Regions from separate parts of the Mus musculus genome. Here region 2 is linked to region 1. A link is a loop called in an ENCODE intact Hi-C map of the cell type or tissue named here. Cell type or tissue: heart. All regions are shown on one strand.

Region 1 (5,000 bases):
AATCCAAACAGATCTCTGGGGCTGTGGTAAACCACACCAAAGCAATGAAGGAGACAGTCCCAACACCACCTCAGCCAGGAACCACAGGAGGCCCTGGAGGAGAGACATGCAGGGTCGTTTAGGGAAGGCACAAAGAGGCTTTAGTTACTTCAAAGGGGGTTAGCAAGACCCTCAGTAACATGTTGGTTCCCTTGTAGGTTTTACCTGCTGCCACTCAGAGCAATGACCCGGATGCCATCCAGGACATACCTGGCTTCCTGATTCTACTTGGAGTTGGACATCTGACACTAACCAGTTGCACTGGACAAGACCCTCTCTCAGAGAACTCAAAACATACCTCGGGACGTCATTCATTCATTCAATCATGCCTTCTGTAATACGGCTATCAGAAGAAGGAAAATGAAGACAAGAAAAACAACTGTGATGTGGGCAGCAGGTACCTGGGGGTGGAGGGTCTTATTGCCTCTCCAGGGGTGCTGCCTGAGACAAAGATCCTCAGTCAAGGTACAGACCTTTGAAATACAGCTAGAAAAGTGTTCTGAATTGGGCTGACTTTTTAAAAAAGACAAAATAGCAACATCAATAAAGGAAATAAGTGGTTTTTGTGGCCTGTTCTCTTAAGAAAGTGGGATGCTGGGAAGTTCCCATGGACAGTGAGTGGATACCTACCTAGGTGCAAGGATATTGCCAGCTAAGAACCAAGCCATGACATTAGGAAGATAAAGCCAAGTCTTGACAGCAAAGAACTCACTCTCTCAGGCTGACTTCTCACCATGGTCCTGACCTGAAAATATCACCCCCCACCCAACCCCCCACCCTCCCGAGGGCTGGGGAGCTGGCAATGGCTCAGTGTGTAAAACTCTTGCTGCAAGCATGAGAACCAGGCTTCAGATCCCCAGAACTCACATGCAGCAGGGTGTAGAAGCATCTGTCTGTCCTCTTAGCACAACATGAAGGCTGGAGAACCCCTGGAGGTCTGTGGGCTAGCCAGCCTAGTATACCCAGTGGCAACCAGGAGACTGATTCACATAAGGGAGGTTGTGAGGCAGCAGAGCATTCTGGGTTGACCAGCAGGTTGAATATGCAAGGCTTTCTCTCATCCATCCCCAATACTACCGAACAGTGAAAGAAAGAAAAGAATGTGTTCCTGGGAGTGTTTGTAAAGGAGAGCTTGTCCTATCCCGTGAAGATAAGATGGTGGGGGAACACAAGGCTCATGGAATTTGACGAGACAGCCACATCTCAACAGCCAAGCAGTAAGCAATTTTCTTTTCCCTAAAGAGGGGGTCCAAAGTAACAGCTAAATGTTCCGACACACCGTGAGACTCTTGGAAATGACGACAGGAGGTGGCAAGGGTCACTTCTCAAAGGGTCTGAGTCCGCTGCAGAAGTGAAACCACACTGCATGTCTGGGCGCTGGGGCCAGTTAGAGCCAGACTCTAACTGGGTTTCTGAGGAAGTGGTGTCTGTTATCAAGCCAACTCCCCTTTCCTCAGGCTTCATGTGTGATAAGTCACCGGAATTTGACCCAAAGGCACTTAATCCCATTCCCACCAAGGTCCAGAATGTCACTGACAGCCAATCAGGCTCCCTGACAAAAATTAACTATTAACTATAATCCCCTTAAAAGCAAAGGCGCCTAGAGAGCTACTGATCTGAGCAAGCATTCAGTTGTTCCCATGGGGGCTGAAGTGTAGGCTGGTGGAGGAACAGTCTAACATGAAAGGCTATAGATTCAATCCATGGGAGAGAAGGAACGTAAAGATTTCCCAGAGTGAAATACTATCATCTGCCCATCACCCGCTCTCATCATCTGCTTCATGTACTTGGACATTTTCTTCCTACGGCTTTAGAGACACAGGTTCTAACGACAGCTTTGGACTCCTCCCACAGTACCATGTAGAACTTGTGTGCTCCCCTTCGACCCCCCTGCCAGCAGGCTGCAATATGCAATATCTCATGTACCGAGGAATCCCATCATCAGGGCTCTCCTGGTGTCTCCACAGCCCCTTCTAACTTAGTTATTTTCACACTGGAAGAATCGCCCATTCCTGACCAATCAGCCTTCACACTGGAGTACAGACTGTGGTACGTCTGGCTGTGTTAACTTGCAGTACAAGCACTGTGGGGTAGGGAGGATTCCTACTTGCCCCAGTATCTCTAATAACAGAACACTGACTAAATCAGCGGGCTTTATCTCCCCACCATAGACATGATGCTTGTCCTTAGTTTCAGAAGAGGGACCAATAATTACTGTAGTGCTCGTGAGAGCCCAGTTAGTTGCATGTCACAATCTTCTAGGACCTGGAACCCGCTCTTGCCTCTGAGTCTTCAGTGTTCCTTTGCTGGCCTCCTGATTAAGTCCAGGCATGTCCAATCACATCAACTCCACAGCAGACAGTAAAGAGCCCCACAAGCACTCTAACCGCACCTTGTAACCAGGCGGACAGTCCTTGTCCATACCTCCTCTTACCTTCTTGTTCTCCCCAGGGAACTCTGGCTCTTCAAAATTGAGTCTCAAGTTTAGCCTGTCCCCAAGATCCAGAACACAGACGTTCATGTGTGCAAACCTCAGTGAACACAAGGGAAACGTTTATTGTTCCACTCTTGACACATTGTGATGTCATAACTAAAAACCATAATCCTTTCCTATGATGATTTTTGGTGAGATTAACACAAAGTGCACAAACATAAAATTGTTTTAAAAAAAAAAATCTCAAAAGTTTACCCTTCCCACAATTTCTCTTCAAAAGAAAATTAGAACCTATGCTGCCACCCAGTGGCCAGCCAAACAAATCCAGTAGTGGCTAAGCAAAGCAGGTCCTACACTTACCTACATGGTTTCCTGCCTAGTGACAGACCTCACCTCCTGCTTGGGTGCAGTGCCCTCCCTATCCTCTTGGAGTACAGAAACCCACATCTGGCCTAGGAGAGACTCCCTCTCACAGACTGTCCTTGCCCATTCTGAGGTCCTACAGCTGCTTAGTCCCACAGCTTCGTAGATGACACAAAAGACCACGGGCTCATCCAAGATCTTCATCTGTTCAGAGTGTGTACACAGTAATTTTGATGTCTGTTGACTCAAACACCTCTTCGAGAATCGCAGATACATTTTCCCACTGCAGCCGATCCAGACCACATCCAATCCTGAGAACAAAGGAAAACACGCCCTTTTCTTGGTCTTTGGTTAAGAGGACGCGTGAACACACACCCTCCACTGGCTATGATGGACGTGCTTAGGAGCCTGCCCCCTCCCCGCTCCCTTTGGGCTCTAACCAAAGCAGTTTCCCAGGTTCTCACCCACAGGAAGCCACGATGAAAAATCTCCAGGTCGATTCTTGTTGTGAAGTCACTCAAGACAGTTCTTGGGCGACCATCGTATCTCTTTGCTTTCCAATTATTTTTAAGTACTTTCTAATTATTTCACTCTTTGATACGAGGTCACTAGCCTAGTTACTCTTTCAATGAAAACTGACTTGAGTGGGCAGGAAAATGTCCATATGTTTAAAACATACTTAAAATAATAGAGAGTTAGGGAGCATGCACAGGAGGGAGGACCTTAGGAAGGAAGTCAAAACGGAATGCCCGGAGATGCTGCTGGCTGTGTGACAAGAATGAGGCCTTTGCAACCAGATGGTCAACTCTACCACCTGACACTTTCTAATATGACACAGCCCTCGGGACAAAGGGAAAGCTTAAACCTGCCAATTTCACACGACAGCAGGACAATCAAGTTCCTGAACAGTGACTTTTTAACTTTCTGATACATAAGCCACTAGTATATTGAAGAAACGATGACGGCCTGGAGAGAGGCCTCTGGCTGCACTTCCAGAGGACCAGGGGTTCTAATTTACAGCATCCACATGACAGCTCACAACGCCTGTTAACTCCAGTTCCAGGGATCCAACACCCTCACCCAGACATACATGCAAGCAAAACACTAATGCACATTAAAAAATAAAAAGAAGAGATGTTGTGGTCACACTGAAAGTCACTTGGGCTTTGGTCAGTACTGACTAAAAACTACTAGGGCAATAAAAAGAGAAAGGGTATGGACCAGGTCCTCAAGAAGAAGTAAAGGGTCACCTAAGACCAATGTCATTTAAGTCCTCAAAGGGACATCAAGGACATCCTGACTGCTCCCCACAAGCAGGCATGAAGCATAAAAGGTAGAGGTCACTGACAACTTTCCTAACACCAAATCCAATTTTAGGAGCTCAGCAGTAGCCCGAGCGGAAGTGCAGCTGCCCAGTCTGCAGTCTGAGATTCAATGCTAATGCTTTAGGAGTAGAGGCTATCGCTTCAGACACAATGGCAAGAATTCAGCCATCAGCACTCCCCACAGAGGAGCTGAGGCAGGTGTGTGCCTTCCATTACTTAACTGATTCATTCAGTTAAGCTAGACCACAGATATGCCACTTAGTAGGGAGCTCTGACAAGCAGGGACCTGTCTCCACCTATTCTCTAGGCTTGGCCAATCGATCCGGGTTCCCTTGCCTGGGCATGGAGAGGTCAGTGACGCCATTCTTCAAACAATGGGACTTCATGGCCTCCAAACTCTTCTGTAGGTTCTCATACGTTGGCTTGTGTGAAGCCCGTTTCTTTGTAATCTGAACACAAAAGAAAGGATTCGAATTCTCATTAGCTCCATCTCCCAATATAGCAGTCAACAAAGAAGTGATGTGACTCCTCTACATCCTGAGAATTCCAAGAATAAACATGGCTTTATAGATTCATTCACCTAACTCATCTAAAGCAGGGATGGCAACATCCTACAGCCGCAGGAAAATCCACCAGGGACTGAGAAACAGACTCTGCCGAGTAAGGAGGAGAACACGGCACAGGAAAGCCGAACCCACCGCCATGTTTAAGCAAGATCACCGGTGACGTGGCGCACTTGTGCCAAGTCCTCGGACTGCCTGAGCAGCCCCCTTCAAAGTCTGCTCATTTAGCAATCACACTCCTTTGCTTTTTGCTTCCCTGTGAAAGCAGCAGCAAGA
Region 2 (5,000 bases), 190 kb before region 1:
AGAAATGCTGAGATCAGCAAAGAGGGCCTGGTGCTGAGTGTGATCAGTGGCTTGTCACCCATCCCCTTTCCACCTCAGGTCAGATGTCTCTCAGTAGCCCAGAGGACAGTCAAGCAAACACCCTGCCCAATGACCCCGCAGGTGCCAAGGCCCGAGGCAGACTGTAACCTACCTGACATGAGAAGGAAGGCAGGTCGGGGAACAGAGTGATGGGACGCGTTTGTTACTTTTGATATCACTCTCACAAGACACCTGACAGAACCAGCTTCAATAGATAAAATGCATCATGGTGACGAAGTCACGGTTGAGGGAGCATCGGATGTCTGATCACAACACAGTGACAGACAAGAAGCCTGGAGCTCAGGCCCAGTGCATATTTCTGCTGGTTCGTTTTATGTCAACTTGACACAAACTAGAGTCTTCTGAAAGAAGGGAGCCTCAACTGAGGAAACCTGTAGGACATTTTCTTATTTAGTGATGGATGTGGAGCCGGGCAGCCCATTGTGGGTGGGACGGGGCGAGCCTGCCATTGTGGGCAGGGCGAGACCGCCCATTGTGGGCGGGGTGGGGCAGCCCATTGTGGGCGGTGTCACCATCCCACTCGCACACATATGTGTACACACTCAAGTGCTCATGCAGCACATGCTACTATATGACATTTAGAACCACCTCAGGCATCATTAAAGTGTCATGAAGTCTCACTGTCCTGCAACTCCCCATAGGCTAGGCTATATAATAAGAGAGCCACAGGGATCTCCCTGACTCCACCTCCCTGATGCTGTTATCACAAGTATGTGCCACTGTACCCGACATTTTAATAGAAGTTCTAGAAATTGGCCTCAGGTCCTTGTTGCAAGGCAAGGGCTTTGCCCACTGATCCATCTCCAAGCCCACAAAGTTTTCTTTTTAAGAGCGCGTTTGGTATGTGACCTCGGCTTTTACCATTTCTCTTAATGAGACGGTTGTATAAAAATTCCCAAGGCTATGCAAAGCAAATTGAATAATGCCAATTTATTCATATGGCCTAGATTTTTTGGAGGGTAACCAGGAGGTGGGTGCCGTGGGGGTTCTGTGTATTCACTAATGAGTCAGAATTCAACCCTTTGTGGGGGGGGGCAGGTTGGATGTGTGTGTGTGTGTGTGTGTGTGTGTGTGTGTGTGTGTGTGTGTGTGTCTTTGAGCACATGCATGTGTGCAACAAGCCCCAGGTCCTCATTACACCCATAGCCCCTGCCTCAGTCATTTCTTGTTGCGGATGCTAAATCAAATCAAAGCAAGAAGGAGTGAAGCGATACAATAACCACTCACTACCACCCCACCCCACCCCTGAGCCTGTAGGATTCCTCACTAAGGTCTGCATCCAGCCCCTGAAATGAATAGACATGTTACCTCCCAGGAAAGTTATCCAAGTGCTCTCATTCCGCCCCAAGGACAGCTTTGTTGGGGAACAGGGACAAGGGAGACAGGATGGGCACTTTCTCAGACATGCGATGAGCCTGCGTGGCCTCGCCTCCCTACAAGAGGAGATTCTGCCTAACCAGTTGGAGTCCCAAGCTGGGCAAAGGACTCAGAAGTGATCTGAAACTTTGAGGACCTCTCTGTTCCAGATAACAACCATAGTGGTTCGTTCCTGTAATGACAGCATTTGGGGTGGGGGTGGGGGATTAGGCAGGAGGATCGAAAGTTCAAAGCTTGCTTGGGCTATGTAGAAAGAAACTACCCCAGAAAGACAAGGAGAGCAGCGACTACTGACATCCAATGGGGTCTATTTGTCCTCGTTGTATCCTGGACAGAGTGAACCCAGCTTGCAGTTTCCTGACAGCCTCCAAGGATGGCCAAAGGTCCTGTGTGGAACTGGGATGAGGTTATCTCTGAGTTTCAGGTCTCAAATCTTTAGTTGCCTCTACAGAGCTCCCCAGTGTGGGGTTCAGGGCAAGGGTGGGGGTTCATTGATCACTTATTCTGAGCCCACCAGGTCTCAGAGAAAGATGAAAACCACAATCTCTATGCCCAGCTCAGCCTTTCCCCACACCAAGCCAGTCACTCTCAGTCCCCGGGGTCCTAAAGTCCCCTTGAAGCCCATCCCCCACACCCTATTTCTTTTCTGGCGCAGAGACAGCTGTGGCAGTAGGTAGCTGTTTACTTGAGTCAAATAGAGGAGGCAACTATGCAGAATATAAACTATCAAATTAAATTCCGCTCTTCAAATGCTACCGGATTCGCTTGGCCCTGGGAACGTTCCCCTCTCCTTGATGAGACTGTGGGCACAGTCCTCGCTTACCATCTGAGCGTGGTTGCTGCTTCAAGTGGATAGAGAAAAACAGGGAGGGGTGTCAGCAGATGGGGGTTAGACTTCATCACCTAAAATGGGGGCTTTTGCGAGCCCCAGGTGATGCTTTGAAACGGGCAAGGGAACACCTCACCTCCCAGAACCGGAGCATCAGAGAGGAAAGAACCGCTTGAGGGAGTCTGGGTGGCTCAGGGTTGAGTAATGTCCTTCAGGACACTTAGATGGGAAGAAGGGCAGACGGTTTCCTAGGACTGTGAAGGGAAATGAGTGAAGTATATCTTTCTGTACACTGTCAGCAAACAACGCAGTAAGGAGGGACCCAGAGCCCTTGCTACTCCACAGATGGCCCTCGACTAGAAGAACCTGGGATCGCCTTCTGGATCCTCCTTCCCCCCTCCCCTTTTCTCCTCCCCAGCCCCCAGCCCCACCCTCCCACCCACCTCCCTGGTGGAATGATAGACAGGAAGTTTGCTTTCTTACAGTTCCACTCCCTACACAGTAAAACAGCTTCCCTGCCTGGGGGGGCGGGGGGGGGTGGGGAGGACACACTTATTGGGAACTCTTCAGGGATGCCTTCGAACACCACAGACTACAGAGAGTTTGTGGGCCAGATAGGAGAAGCATGATTTCATTTGCACCTTGAAAAAAGGGGTGGAGGAGGGACCATCCTAGAAGTGACCTTTAGGGGGCAGCAGAGGAGTGTTATGGGGAGGCGGCACCTGGAGCCCCAGGCTGCTCTCAGTTCCTGGGATCCGGGGACTCAGAGCAGAAAGATTGATTGCTGCTGGGGTATTGTCACCGTTTCATAGATAGGAAGGAAGGTGCAGAGTGTCTTGGGCCCGTGGTCCTGTTGTCTTTCTATTCCCCCGGGGCCGGTAGTTTTCTTTCAGCTCTGGAGATAGAATAAGACCCTCCAATTCTTCACTCCACTCCACGGTAAGATTTCTTGTCTGACCAAGAAATAGCTTCATCCCCTGCTCACAGAGATGATAGAAACGGCCTCGCTCACACCATGAGGAAGCACAAATCCCAAATAATTCACCTCAAACCCGAGCCTTAACCATGAGCAATCACCAAACAGTTGGTTCGTGGTGTTCTATCACAGCAACAGAAAAGTAACCAATGCAGAGGTCTTCAAAGTCACTGAGTCCATGGGAGCCAGGGCACATGAGTGGGTTCCAAAGGGTCTCGGGCCATTCTTTTTTTTTTTCCATTTATTTATTATTATATGTAAGTACACTGTAGCTGTCTTCAGACACACCAGAAGAAGGTGTCAGATCTCATTATGGATGGTTGTGAGCCACCATGTGGGTGCTGGGATTTGAACTCAGGACCTCCGGAAGAGCAGTCGGGGCTCTTAACCACTGAGTCATCTCTCCAGCCCTCGGGCCATTCTTTTGACTGTTGTTATTGTTCATTGTGTGTGGGATTGAACCAAGGCTTTGTATACGCTAGAAATTTACTCAGCTCAACCAGGGAGAGTCCACCTATGGTACCCTCTTCTCTCTAAGTGTCCAGGCATCTGCCCAAGGCTTCCCTGGCACTGGCCCTGCCCACCGTTAAATGGTGGTACCCTCAGGGCTCTCTCCTCCTTACTACTTCTTACCTTCCACTAGGGTGTGAATCCCGCAGAACTGTCTAGGAATCCTTGAGCAAGCTGAGCCTTAAACATTAGCTAACCAAGTAGACTAATCAAGTGAATCTGCCTGTTAGCCTTGATCCCCACCAAAGTCCCCTGCCAAAGGGAAGCCTGCTGGTGACCCATGCAATGCCCAGAGCCACAAGCTTGACCCTCTTGTGTTCTTCTGTTTTCCCAGAACTATTTTATCTGTCTCAAGTACTTACACACATCTCTCTCACTGACAACTCCACACAGGTCTGTCCTGAACATCAGGATTCCTGCAGGAGAGAACCAGCTGATGCCGCAGCTACCCTTAGAGATTTGGGACAACAGCATCCCTCTTTGCCTGTGTTTGATGGAATTCACTCACATGTGCATAGCTATTTACTGGTATAAGTGCTGTGATTTGTGCCTGCTGGCTCTGGACTCTGAGCTCCTAAGAGATGCTAATACCCTTCCCATGGTGGTATATCATAACTGGCCCAAGGCAGTTTGTAGTGCTATCACATCCATTTGCCTAGGGTTGGTCGAGGATTAGACTTAGGGTCATGTGGGAAGTCTGCTGAGCACTCCTTGGAAAGCTACCCTTCACCTTCCGAAGGGCAAGTGAAGGTTCCTCTGTGCCTTGCTCCTGTCTGTGGTCTTTCGATGATGCTGTTAGGAGTTGGGGTATCCATCTTGCCATGTCAGGGGAGGCAGAGACCAGCAGAGGACAACAACAGTTGGGATCCTGGTAACAATGCTGAGCTGTTGACCTTCAACCTTTGGACACGGTGCTAGGGCTTCATTTTCTCAGAGAGCCAATGAACCTCTAGGTGGTTAAGCCACTAGCAAGTGAATGTTGTGTTTTTCATAGGCAAACCCAGACACACTAATGCTGAGAACAGTGTCCACTCATGGCAGGCCCAGCAGGCAGGGATGCTAAATGAACAGCGCTCTCCTCCTCCTGAGAAAGTGTGGGAAAGCAGTCCATGCAAAGCCCTGTGCCTATAGTAAGGGAGACTGGATTGCCTGGTCCTTGGCTTCTTTCTGGGGGACTAGATCAGTTGGCTACTAGGATGAGGGTAGGGGTGGAGGGAAAGTTCTACC

Evidence for each region. Peaks named below come from ENCODE experiments on the same cell type or tissue, not always from the same donor. Only the 100,000 strongest peaks of a DNase experiment are listed, where the experiment ranks them.
Region 2: it touches region 1 in a loop (12-fold over the local background); 19 of 42 quality-filtered maps call a loop at or near these places.

What each region holds. Positions count from the first base shown.
Region 1 is chr17:48,414,831-48,419,830 of GRCm38, reverse strand. It overlaps Oard1 (O-acyl-ADP-ribose deacylase 1), which reads right to left. Exons shown (of 6, transcript NM_001289490.1): 5 at 4,498-4,610; 6 at 2,561-3,147. The coding sequence ends at 3,045. Apobec2 (apolipoprotein B mRNA editing enzyme, catalytic polypeptide 2) reads left to right here. Exons shown (of 3, transcript NM_009694.3): 3 at 198-600. Among named protein-coding and RNA genes, the nearest start is that of Gm30283, 6.2 kb to the left of the region's middle. In heart, a CTCF peak has its summit at 2,786 (motif pointing left); DNase peaks (open chromatin) are centred at 1,410, 2,950 and 3,630; H3K4me3 peaks cover 550 bases; H3K27ac peaks cover 1,430 bases.
Region 2 is chr17:48,600,701-48,605,700 of GRCm38, reverse strand. No RefSeq gene overlaps it. Among named protein-coding and RNA genes, the nearest start is that of Gm24071, 15 kb to the left of the region's middle. In heart, a CTCF peak has its summit at 2,973 (motif pointing right); no DNase peak of the experiment used is centred here; H3K27me3 peaks cover 166 bases.